2 separate regions of the Homo sapiens genome follow, and region 1 is linked to region 2. The links are chromatin loops, found by intact Hi-C in ENCODE. Cell type or tissue: CD4-positive, alpha-beta T cell. All regions are shown on one strand. Links, peaks and the distances in the headings refer to the core of each region. The heading gives the core; the rest is flanking DNA. Region 1 overlaps CERS6 (ceramide synthase 6). Region 2 overlaps STK39 (serine/threonine kinase 39).

What was found. A loop is a pair of places that touch in the nucleus more often than their neighbours do. Peaks named below come from ENCODE experiments on the same cell type or tissue, not always from the same donor. Only the 100,000 strongest peaks of a DNase experiment are listed, where the experiment ranks them.
Region 1: it touches region 2 in a loop (6-fold over the local background); 6 of 110 quality-filtered maps call a loop at or near these places.

What each region holds. Positions count from the first base shown.
Region 1 is chr2:168,706,428-168,708,927 of GRCh38, reverse strand. All of the region lies in intron 6 of CERS6 (ceramide synthase 6), which reads right to left. Among named protein-coding and RNA genes, the nearest start is that of CERS6-AS1, 79 kb to the left of the region's middle. In CD4-positive, alpha-beta T cell, for the core only: no CTCF peak of the experiment used is centred there; no DNase peak of the experiment used is centred there.
Region 2 is chr2:168,131,482-168,141,701 of GRCh38, reverse strand. It overlaps STK39 (serine/threonine kinase 39), which reads left to right. Exons shown (of 18, transcript NM_013233.3): 6 at 944-1,053; 7 at 1,312-1,413; 8 at 3,481-3,614. Among named protein-coding and RNA genes, the nearest start is that of STK39, 110 kb to the left of the region's middle. In CD4-positive, alpha-beta T cell, for the core only: CTCF peaks have their summits at 4,944 and 5,145 (motif pointing left); a DNase peak (open chromatin) is centred at 5,121.

The DNA.
Region 1 (2,500 bases), core at 1-2,500, 570 kb before region 2:
AAAATAATACATACACATACATAAACAGGAACTGTTCCCCAAATTCTCATTGGCTGGATAATACATTAATTTTATGCAGTGTCTTCTGGGAATAATTTTTGCAACTGATTAAGAAAAACATTAGTGAACCTCTTTATAAAGGGAATTTAGAAGAGCAAGATTTTAATTAAAGCCTGATTTAGATGTGCACAGACATGAGGAATATGAAATACTTCTGAAGTGCAAGAAAAAAGGCTCTTCTCCCTTCGATGCAAATGACGCATATTAGCTTTCCTGAATTTAATAAAATTAATAAGTCTGTAATCTAACTAATATGAATAGAAGTCAGGTAATAGCACCAGGTTTATTCAATGAACTGATTTTCAGACTGTCTAGGAAACAGAAGAAGAGCAGCATAGCTTAAAGCTGATTTCATTTTATGGCAACTGCAGTAATAATAGAAACCCCTCATTAAAAAACAAACAAACAAAAAACAGTACTCTTATTTGAAATTTCAAGGCACATACAAATGTATATGACTTCTTACAGAGTAACATGCTTTTCTTTTTAGGGATCAATAACAAACAGTTTTCCTTTCTCTCTTGTGATTTTTCTGCCTTGGCATAAAACTCAGAATGCTGGCGGTAGAAGTGGACTTTAAGCATGTAACTTGGCAACATGCAAAAGAGAGTAGCTACTCAGTCTCCATCTCCATTTTAGAATGAATAAACAGATGGAGATGGTGAGGATTTCAGACAAAATTTACATACACCAAGAATAATCATAAGCAGCTTTTCCATTAAGGGAATATAAAAATATAATAGCTTCTCAGCCTTTGGAGATGGGTAAAGTCCTGATGATCAGGATGAATATATATAAAACCTCTTAAACAAAGAAAACCAAAACCCCCAAATGGTATACTAACAATCTTAATATTAAAACTAATGTGTGCAAATAAATCACAAAATACGTCCTTAAGGCAAAAATGAAATGTAGTACCAGAAATTCACATCAGAATAATTTGCTGCTTTGTCCTGTCTTATGGTGGTTTCTAGAATAAATAGCAGTACAACTTCTAAAGCTTTAATAATTTGGTTAAAAAACAAAACAAAGAAATAAAGGACTAAAAAATTGTGTAGGGTCTTAAGACAATGGCTAAATAATAAAAGTATATTTGGGGTGATTTACAGAAATCAGTTGATTCTGGGTCTCTCCCCAGTAGGCAATTTGAGGAGAATCATAACCATCTCTTACCAACTTATGATGTGAAGAGTTCACATAATGTATGTACAATCTCCCACGAATTATTTGGTTTTTCTATTTCAACTGGCTTTGAATTTTGGCTCACTATAAGAGAGCTGGTTAAACGGACCATTTAAAGAAAGGTATTTCACATAAGGCTCTTCGAAACTCTAACTAGAACTCACTTTTTTCTTATGTATAGCCTATGCACCCTAAGATAAATATTTACAGGAAAATCTGGAAAGGAATGAAGAACTGTGACTTATTTGGGAAATGTTTGTTCCATTATAAGGTGGAGGAGTCCTGGCAGGAAGGAATCAATTATTCCCTTCTCCAAAATTCAGTCTGTGAATAAAACTTCATTCACATTAGATCTAGAATTGAATCTACTTCAACACTTTTTTCCCAATAGATTATAGATTTCTCTCCCTTTGGACTAAATGTATACACATTTAGGTCCTTGAGGGGGATAACTGTAACACACAAACTTCATTTTAAAAACACCAAGTGCCATGAAATTAATTGGTTTAAAGATGTTGAATTTTCTGTGGTTACTATCAAAATGTTTTTAAAATGTATACTGATGTGATTTAATTATCTCTACTAGCCATTCTCAAATCTGACATCCCCACTGTTCATCAAATATGCACAACAGGCTATCCTACTTTACAGCAAAGATAGGCAAAGGGCCAGATGGCCATATTTGGGTTTGCAAATAAAGTTTTATTGGAATACAGCCACGCCCATTTGTTTTCTTATTGTCTATGGCAGTTTTCTTGCTATAGTGGCAGAGCTGAGAAGCTGCAACAGAGATTACACGTCCCCAAAAATTAAAATATTTATTACCTGGTCCTTTACAGAAAAGCTTTATGCCCTGCCTTAGAGTCACATCAAAGGACATATGGGAAAGCATCATATTGGAAAAGTCATATTATCTAAGATGTGGCAATGGCATAGGCTCGTGGCTAACTTCAACACATTTGGGTCAGACCAAAAAATGTGTCAAGAGATTTAATTTTCATAGCTGTCCGGATGTAATCCATTCAATATTACTCTCAAAATTCAGATAAACTATAAAGAAAGAGAACCATCAAAATTCTCATGATCAAGTATAACCACAGCTTTAAAACAATTTGAAAACCAAGGAGACTTCACAAGCTTTTAAAAGTAAGATGCTTCTTTGGATTCAGTATTATTTTCTCTACTGCTAGATGTGCCATTACTTTATGGCTTCTAGAAACATATAGAAATGAAATAACCATTGTATAAGCAGAGTTTA
Region 2 (10,220 bases), core at 3,811-6,310:
TGTTGCCTACCTGTTTTTATTACTACCCACCAGCTCGCTATCAAGTAGTCCTTGACCTGGCTATCATTGATAGGTACACTAGTCTTGAGTAATTGGTACTTTAACTTATCAACTACTTTTAACCACTGTGTAAAAATGAAAGCAAGAATAGTACGTTAATAATTGCCAGGCATTCCCTTCTGTACTGTACATACAAATAGAATTTTTACACATGTGCCTGTATGTATATATAGGTTGAGTATCCCTAAATCAGAATATGTGAAATCTCAAATGTTCCAAATTCTGAAACTTTTTGAATGTGAGGTGACATTCAAAGGAAATGTTCACGGGTACATTTCAGATTTCTGGTTTTCGAATGAGGGGTACTTAACTAGTTTAGTATATAATGCAAGTATTTTAAAATGAGAAAAAATCCAAAATCTAAAACATTTCTGGTCGCAAGCATTTCCGGATGCTCAATCTGTACAGTATGCCTAATTAATTCATCTTCTTATAAAATTAACTTCTATATATAATGAGTTAAAGTTAAGAAAAATATTATTTACTTGTACAATCCATTGCCTCTGTACTTATGAAAATTGTCCAGAAAATCAGTCTTTGCTGACTAAGCTTTTTTGCATATGGACATACTCGGGCATGTTGGCTTTATATATCTTATCTTTATATACCTCAGCTAAAAGCTAACACCCTTTATATTTAATTTGGTATGCTAAGCTTTTGGACCGGCAGGCTTGTGGCCCATTACCAGCGATGGTATTCTCCAAGGTGTAGGGGATAGCAGAGGGCAGGTCTTCCTTTTTTTTCCTGAGAGAGCACCGTAGACATGTTTGGAATAGTTCATCACCACTGTAAAGCTCACAAAGAAGAGACATGCTCAAAAAATCACAATTTATAAGCAATAATGTCTTACATAAAATAAAGGTGATTTTTTTTTCCCTTTCAGATTTTGGGGTAAGTGCGTTCCTAGCAACAGGGGGTGATGTTACCCGAAATAAAGTAAGAAAAACATTCGTTGGCACCCCATGTTGGATGGCTCCTGAAGTCATGGAACAGGTAAAAAAACAAAAAAAGTGACTTTTTGATGGACATAGTACAATCGTACAGATCATTAATATGCTAACATTTCATTTGTATCTAGCATTTTAGTAGAATGCATAATGTAACTAAGATTTAATTCTCAATTGCTAGCTAATTAGCAAACTAACGTGAAAGTTATACATCAACAGCTGTGGATTTCTGACATGACATGGACTTGATGATGTGTAACATGCCTGCTGTATGATTGTGTTTTTTTCCTGCTTTCTTTCTTAGGTGAGAGGCTATGACTTCAAGGCTGACATGTGGAGTTTTGGAATAACTGCCATTGAATTAGCAACAGGAGCAGCGCCTTATCACAAATATCCTCCCATGAAAGTAATTACAATTGGAAATACTACATCGGGGTTGAAATGTGATTGGACGGAATCTGTTTTCTAATTCTCTTCAACATCTTCATTCTTCTCTTAGACCCGAGGAGAATTAATGGAGGAACGCAGCCAAGTTGAACATTGTCTGATTTTCTCAGTGGACAGAATAGGACAAAAGTAGCATAATTCCCAGCTTTGAAGCTTGCTTTATAGTCTCAGCACAGAGTTAAGAAAATAATGTTATCAGATTGGTTGATGGAGGTTGATAGCTATGACAAATGCTGGTCATTACTCTTTTGATAGCAGAACAACGCCAGGTTCCCAGAGAATATCTCAAAATAGATTATAGTGATGTCATCTCTGCAAATGGGTTTCCCAGATTTTCAGAGCTTTTTTTTTTCTTTCTTTTTAAGTGGACTACAACATTTTTACCCCTGCTCTTATAGTGTAATGTTGGCAACTGATCTGATATAAGTGAGCCACAGTGTTTTTAGGATGCTATTTTCACGTTTCTGCTCTTCTTTTAACTGGTTTATACCTCATTATTTCTCTTAGTTCTGAGATAGTGGTATCAGGGCTTATTTACCCAACTGGATTTTGTTTTGAGGCTGAAATAGTTTAGTGAAATTATAATGCTATTTTACATAGAGTATGGTCTATGATTGTTTCATGGTTACTGGAAAAATTTGGGAGGATTTATTTTAAAAACCCAAGAATAAAAAGTGAGTTTTACTGATTAAAAGAAGTAGTATACTCATATTGTAGAAAGTTTGGATGTGCAACTCAGACTAAAGAAGAAAAACAATCATCCGTAATCTCATCAACCAGACAATCTCTACTAAGGTTTCAGTGTAATTCATTTTATTGTTTTTATATATATATATATAAATTTTTTTTAACATAGTTAGGATTTTAGTGTATTTGTGTGTGTGTGGGTACATATACCGGATTTTGCTAGCAGAAAATTTAAAATTGAAGCGTAAACAATTGAAGTGACCTCTTGGAGAAAAAGCACTGAAGTAATGCTGAAGGATTTTTTCTTTTATTCAGTTTTTCTTTCTTCATTTTCTTTCTTTTGCCTCTTCTCAGTGTTTCCCACCTGAATTCAAAGTCGCACTTGCTTGTCCCAGCCTGACGTCCTCTAGGACTTTTCTTCAGAGTTCCCAGTCTCCCGCTTTCTCCTGTGGGCTATTATCCTCCACAAACAATAAGCCGTCACTTTCACGCTTCATCTATTCACACATCTGAAAGTGTTTGAAAAGAGGCTTGACATGTATAGCATTTGCATAAATTAAGGCTGAATTATGCATTAATGAGTTTTATTGATTGTACAGGCTAGTAGTTTTCTACACTTTCCACTTTTTTTTTAAAGCAAATACTTTTGAAGTTAGTATGAAAGAGTGGAATTTTTACCGTTTTGATTTAAAGTTGTATTTTATTTTGTTTTGTCCCCCTCCGAAAGCAGCAAGGACTTTGGATTTGATGACAGTTTTTAGCAACTCAGTTATATTCTGGCTATCCTTCAGTGTCCTGCTCTCTCAGCTTTGCCAAGCCTTTTAGCAATTTTCTGTATGTTTTCTCATTTTTTTAAAGGAAATCATGTTACCTCCTGGGATGTTGTGGTTTTATTTTTAGGGCTAGTAATGTGTTACAGAAGCCTTGAGTACAGGCAGTTCCTTACTTATGAATGACCTGTATACATGAACAGTCACTGCCTCGCTGGCCCTCTCTCTTCTCCTCCACCCGCTTTCCCAACTAGCCTGTGCTGGAGCTACGTGCTCCTCAAGGCAGTACACGAGCCAGTTCCCAGAAAGCTCTGTCCGGGATCATTCTTAACACATAGAGCAAGTTTTGTAAGTTCTGTCAATGGAATAACAAAAAGGTTAAAGGGGGCATGAACACATTTGCAGTGGTAATGAATACTTTAAATACACAATTTCTGCAAAGTTAAAATCATGGGAAAGCACTTTGTATCTAATCAAGGATGGTTTTTTACACTTTTATGAAAAATTCAAAACTAGATTGTAGCAATTGCTATACTGAGATTCTGTCTTCATGTTTGTTTCTGCTGCAGGTGTTAATGTTGACTTTGCAAAATGATCCACCCACTTTGGAAACAGGGGTAGAGGATAAAGAAATGATGAAAAAGTACGGCAAGTCCTTTAGAAAATTACTTTCACTGTGTCTTCAGAAAGATCCTTCCAAAAGGTAAGTGAAACTTAGTGGATGAGTTAATGACCTGGTTTGAGCCATGACAAAGCTTTGTTTGTAGATGGGGAAAGGCTTTGTGAGGACACTGGAAAGGTATTTCTTGTCTGGGAAACCCTGCTGTGGTCCCCAGATTTCCAACCTGTTAGTGAAAGACGGTGTGGGTCCAAGAGGGAAAGAAGTGGGTGAAGAACGAAGGAGAGGCAGAGGAAAAATTGTGGTGTTAACAAGATTCACTGTGCTTGTTAAGTGTGGGCTCTGTCATCAAAGGAAATGAAGTAAAACAGAAATCAAAAGAAATTGGCAGTGCTGCATTCAGAAGCTGAGCTAATATTCTTCACTGTGTAGGTTGAACTGACCTCTCAGGATTTGAATATCCTGCTAGCTCCAGTCTAAACTAGGCAGAGCTATTGAATTTTGCATGAGCTTCCTGTTAGTTGCAGAACAAGTTGTTGGTGCTGTTTAAAAGATTATCAGTAAAGAAGATTAAGGAGATTTTTTACCTTAAAAAGATTAATCATGTAAACAGAAGCAAATGGCTTTAAATTAACATTAGTGTTTCCTATTTATTCTTGGGTTATTGCCCTGCACTGTAGTGTGTCTGTTTTCTGAGTTCCTTTTCTTCCTTCTTAATTTCTGTGACTTTGAAATATCCTGGTTAGTGATCATGGAGCCCACTGTTCTTTGTCACCTAGAGGAGATTGTTAATTATGTGAATGGCCTTGCCTGGGTAAGGTCCCTTTGTGGGTTCTTGGTTGTATGTGGTGTTATCCTAGCATAGACCAGGAGAGGCCTCTGAGAAGTTCCTATCTATCCTAATCCACCTGAGGATCCAATTTGATCCTTATATTTTAAAACATAATAACTGACTTCTCTTCTGAAACTTTCTTTTTCAGGGAAGGACTCTGCTGTTAGAAATGATTCCTTTATTTTGATCTTAAATTTTTATGAAACTTGTTAAGCCTTTACACAGTAACTTACAGTTTGAGTAGGCAAGCCTTCTCTAGTTTAAACACAGTTTCCATAATTGTACCCATTCTTTGTAGCTGCTCACTTCATTCCTTTACATTTGCTGAATTTGCCTTGAATCTTTTCCATATCAATCACTTTTCTCATGGAGCCAGGAATGAAGACTGCTATTAGCCATCTTGAATTATTTATTGTAAAAGGGATGATTATTTTGTCATACCTGTGTACTATTTCTATGTAAACATCTCATTTGTTATTTATATTTGATTCATAGGGCTTGTTTTCCTTCCAAAATTTTTTAATCTTTCATTGAGATTATTTCTTCAACCTCCATTTGGGTGAAATGCTCTTAGATTCTAATTTTGTTTTCCAACATTTGCTTATCTTCCCCTTGAATTTGGTGTCATCTCCAGTAAAATTTTTTGACATCTTCAAGAAAACAGAATTTGATCCTTCATAGCCCAGCAAGAGAAGTTCTTGTCTTTCCAGTTAGTACTAGGTTATTATAGATGGTCTTCCTGATTCTTGAACGACAGTAATTGAGATTCCACCTAGTGGTTGTGATTTGTAATGTCACACAATTCCAGTTTTTTAAGAAAATTGTTCTGTAGGGTAGAATCGTTAGTGTACTTAATGATATAATAGTGTATTTCTTTAGGAGATTTGTATGTGATTTGGTCAAAACAAATTAGATTGACATACATTATATTTAACAAACCCTTTTTATTTCTTTTCTTTTTTTTTTTTTTTTGAGACGGAGTCTTGCTCTGTCACTGGGCTAGAGTGCAGTGGCGCGATCTTGGCTCACTGCAACCTCTACCTCCCGGGTTCAAGTGATTCTCCTGCCTCACTCTCCCGAGTAGTTGGGACTACAGGCGTGTGTCACCACGCCAGGCTAATTTTTTTTGTATTTTAGTAGAGACGGGGTTTCACTCTGTTGGCCAAGATGATCTCGATCTCCTGACCTCGTGATTCGCCCGCCTTGGCCTCCCAAAGTGCTGGGATTACAGGCATGAGCTACCGCACCCGGTCCATTTTTATTTCTTAATAATCTTGAAAGTCTTTCCGGATTTTATTCATTATATGAGCTTAAATATCAGGTTCCTTCTATTCCACCAAAAAAAAAAAAAATCCTTTAGAAGAGCGTCATATAACATATATTCAAAATCTTCAAATCTTTCCTTCAGAGACCACTCTCTTAAAAACACTGTTGATGTACAAAGTATTAATCTTTTAAGGTCTTCTTTTAGATATTTTCTCCGTAACTTAATTTGTTCTCACTATTGTGCAATTGTTCTCTATACCAAGCAGCTATAGACTGTTAGTGGCACATCACCTTCCCAGGTAGCTCTTTCTTATAATGAAAAGACACGTAGGTTGAGTTTGCGGGGGGAAAAATCTATGCAATGTAAGAATGGAAAAAAGCAACATTGTTGAATTACTTTTTAGATAGGATGCAATTTCAACATATGAATTCATGACTAATTTGATAAGTAAACATTGAATTTCCTGCACAATAATAAAAGAAACCAGGAATATTTTCTGCCTTTGCTTTTGTCATTGGAGAGTTCTTGCCCTTCCTCTGTCCCCTTTCTATCCCTCTTTTTGTGCTTGGTTCAGATGCCACATCCTCCTAGAGTTACATACCTGTGGGTGGGATTCCTAGCTCTACTTTATCAACATCTGCATGGCTTAGCTTTCTTGTCTGTACAGTGGGCCTTAAAATACCCACTTCATAGGATCGCTGTGAGGATGGGAAGAGAGAATGTGCTGTGGGCACTTCAAACTCATAGCACAGTGCCCAGGGAGTCTCTAAGTACTCACAAGATTAAGATTGCCATTCGTTATTTGCCTTTTTTTTTTTTCTGACCAAGTGGAGTTGTTGAAACTTTTATGCAATAACTACAGTATGTTGAAAATATGTCTTTTGTAGCACTTATTACACTGTGTACTCTTATTGATTTACACACCCCAATTCCTCAAAAGTTTATAAGTGTTTTTGGGAGAACCTGTGCCACTTATCCTTATATCCAGTGTCTGGTTTGTATTATATACTCAGTACCATTTCTTGAACAACTGGAGATTGGGAGCTTGCAATTTGGGGGTGATTTGGACCCGTTGAAGAATGTTTCATAAACAGAAATCAGATTTGAGTAGGTTGAAGAGTGAATGCAAAATTTTTGCCAATTTTTATTATTTCTCTTGCCTAAATGTAGATCATCTACCTGTAACCTGAAAGTTTACTGGTGCCAAAGCCCTGGTATTGCTGAGTACCTCATGAGCAATGAGTGAAAAAATATTGCGAGAAAACAGTGACCAGGACAGATTCACTCATATGCATCAACTCTCAGGCCGCTGAGAGTAGGCTGTGTTTTTTTGTCAACGATGAGAGCTCATGGGACTTTCCTCATAAAAGGGAGCTGGGGTGTTGCAGACCTTTGGTTCGTCTGAGTCTGTGTTCTGCATTGACGTAGACAGAGAGTTGCTTATATTTGCATACCAGAACATCTTGCTATTCCTTAAAAATAAAAGAGCCTTAATCTTGTAGACTACATGCTTTGTATGGCTAGCAACTGTAAAAAGAACCAACTTTTTTTTTTTTTTTTGCAACAAGGGGGATGATGTTGCATTGATAAATCCTTAAGAAAGGAATATGACTTGAATATTTCTTTTGTGGGGAGTGGTGTGGGGAGGAAAGCAGCTCTGCTTGAGGTCAAAGGGCTGTTGGAACTTATTAATGCAAATTGTTAGAACTATTTAAACTATATCATATTCATCTTGAATCTTTTGAAAATTATTTTAAGTCTCAGTGGACTTTGGTTCATCCATATGCATTAGCTGAATCCTTTAAGAGATTTTCTTCTGAGAATGTTGTTACTTGCAGACTGCTGCATTGTTTTTAAGGATTTAAAATTGAATCATTGTTCAAAGCCTGGACCATTATTTTGGTTGCTGGTAACATTTTAGCATTTCTCATAAAACTGTTTGTACTTACATTATGCTGAATTGTTTGATGTTTGCTAGTGGCCATGTAAGACGTGACTGTGCTTGCAGAATTTTCTTCTGTAGTACTCAGCTAAAAGGTAGGCTGTACTGGTGGTTCCACATTAGCCAGGCATTGGCAGTTGCTATGGCATAAAATAAAAATAGATAAATGAGAAAATAAAAACCAAAAAAACCCTAAAATCAAATGGGCAGCAGGACCTCAGCTTTTCTCACACTTCCTATCACTGTCTTCCCTCTGTCATTTTCTTTTTTTTTTAGACAGAGTCTCGCTTTGTCACCCAGGCTGGAGTGGAATGGCATGATCTCGGCTCACTGCAACCTCCGCCTCCTGGGTTCAAGTGATTCTCCTGCCTCAGCCTCCTGAGTAGCTGGGATTACAGGTGCCCGCCATCACGCCTGGCTAATTTTTGTATTTTTAACAGAGATGGGGTTTCACCATGTTGGCCAGGCTGTTCTTGAACTCCTGACCTCAAGTGATCTGGCCTCCCAAAGTGCTGGGATTACAGGTGTGAGCCACCGCTCCTGGCCCCTCTGTCATTTTCTTAATTTCTTCCAGTTCCATTCTTTCATTCTTTCTCATGGAGATAGTTTGGCATATGTAGGATTTTATCCCAAAGTGATAAACACTTCAGCTGATTTGAGCAAAGAGAAACCTCTAATCTGCTATTTAGTTATTCTCTGTGTAAAGTTGGAATTACCTATTACTTAACAATTAAGCCAATAAAAAAAGAAGGCGGGTTGTTTAAACCAATTCTATTTTGTTACCTTATTGTGTTTTTGTACTTACTGATGAAGGCTGAGAGTGGAGTGGAGTGCAGAGAAAGGAGTTTTCTTTGCAGCATGCTTTTCCCTTTTACATTTTTGGTTACCATGGCAATGACCTTGCTGGAGAAGGCAAAGTATTTTCCCAGCCCCGTATCTCAAGGTATCCCTGGTACTTCCCAGCTTTCTCTCTACAGCATCCTACACTTGACCCTTCCTGTGTGGGGAGGAGGATTTTTGGTGGGGGGATGGTGCAGAGGAGACAGGGAGGCACTTTGCCTCCTTACGTTGGCACTTCCTCTGTCCTCTTTTTTTGCTAGCACGAGTCTCATTTTCATTAAGTCTTTCTCCTGTTCCCCGCTGTATTGAACAGATGCATAGATTTTGGTGCTAACTGAATCTAGCTCCAGGAGTTGTAGTGCTGTGTCCAAATGTGTAGCAGCATCACTTTCCCCCATATTTGATTATAGTATGAAATTGAGCTGTAGCAGTTTCTGTTCTGTGCTAGGTATTGGAAACATACAAAGGAATTCTATGAGGTCCCTGCCTTGGAAGGGCTCATATCCTAGTGGAGTGAGGCAGGGAGACATAGGAACAGAAAAATACATGATGGGAATGTGGGTAGCATGGTGCATGAGTGCCACTAGGGAGCAATGCCTTCTACTTGCAGGAGCTAGGAGAGGTATCTTTGAAGATGACATTTAAATTGGCTCTTGACTGATGAGCGAGGGTGTGCCAGTTGGTTATGAAAAATTTGGAAGCAAGAAAAGCAGTGTGTGCTTTGTCACGAAAGATCAAGAGATGAGTGAGAACATCGTTGCAGTTGAAGGGTGGCATCTCCGGCGGGTGTGGGGAGATGAGGATGGAGGAGTCAGGGCCTAGAATACTTGCTTCTGTCTCAGGCCACTGAAATGCATCAGGATAGATAAAAGAGGATCAGATTTTTTTTTTAAGACGCTAATTTGCGAAGCAGTGGGGTTGGTGGATGATGGGTTGGAAATAGCAAGGGAGAAGTAGTGAGACACTAGCTGAGGGGCTGTTTTATTTAACTATATTAGCCAGAGATGATGAGGGCTTCAAACAGAACCAGGGCCTTGAGTTTTTTCATCATTCTGATTTTCTTAGGGTTCTTTTCACATTAAAAAAATTAAAATCCAAGTTATTTTCTATGCTTCTTAGTTTTTAAAATGTTGTTTCATGTTGTGAGGTTCCCAAACATGACATTTTGGTCCATTTCTGAGTCCAATGTAAAGTGTTTCTACTACATGTTCCCTCAGGAGCCCTTCTCCTTCCAAGGTGTTTGAATGTGCTGCTGCCCCTCTTGCCGTTGAGCAGCACACTGCTCTTACCTGCTAGATTGTGACTTGTTGGAGGATTATTTATGTCTGCCATCTTCATTATAGTATGCCTAGCACCTAGCATAATGCCTGACAAACAGTGGGTGCTTAGTTAATATTTACTGAGAGAGTGAAAGGATGAATTTGGAATAGCTAGAGGCAAAAACATCTGCTGGTGATCAGGAAGAGTATACATTAAAATAACAACTAAAGTTGAATCATTTGAAAGAGTTATACTGTAGTGTTTAGTTCTAGGGCCTATTTAACAAGGTGCAGATTCATGGCCTACCTGTTGTTTAGACCCTTAGTTACTCAAAGCAATTAGCAGGTAGATACGGAGATCCAGGGTTCTTTGTCATGTACCTACCCATAACCAGTGTTCCACTTGAAATCTGAGGAAAAAAGCAGTAATGATTTACACAGAAAATTTCTTTGCACAGAAATAGTTTCTGGGGCCCCTGTAGACTTACACAGTTTGTGTACTGATGCACGTAATGACATTTTCTAATTCTTTCTATGCTTGGGTTTGATC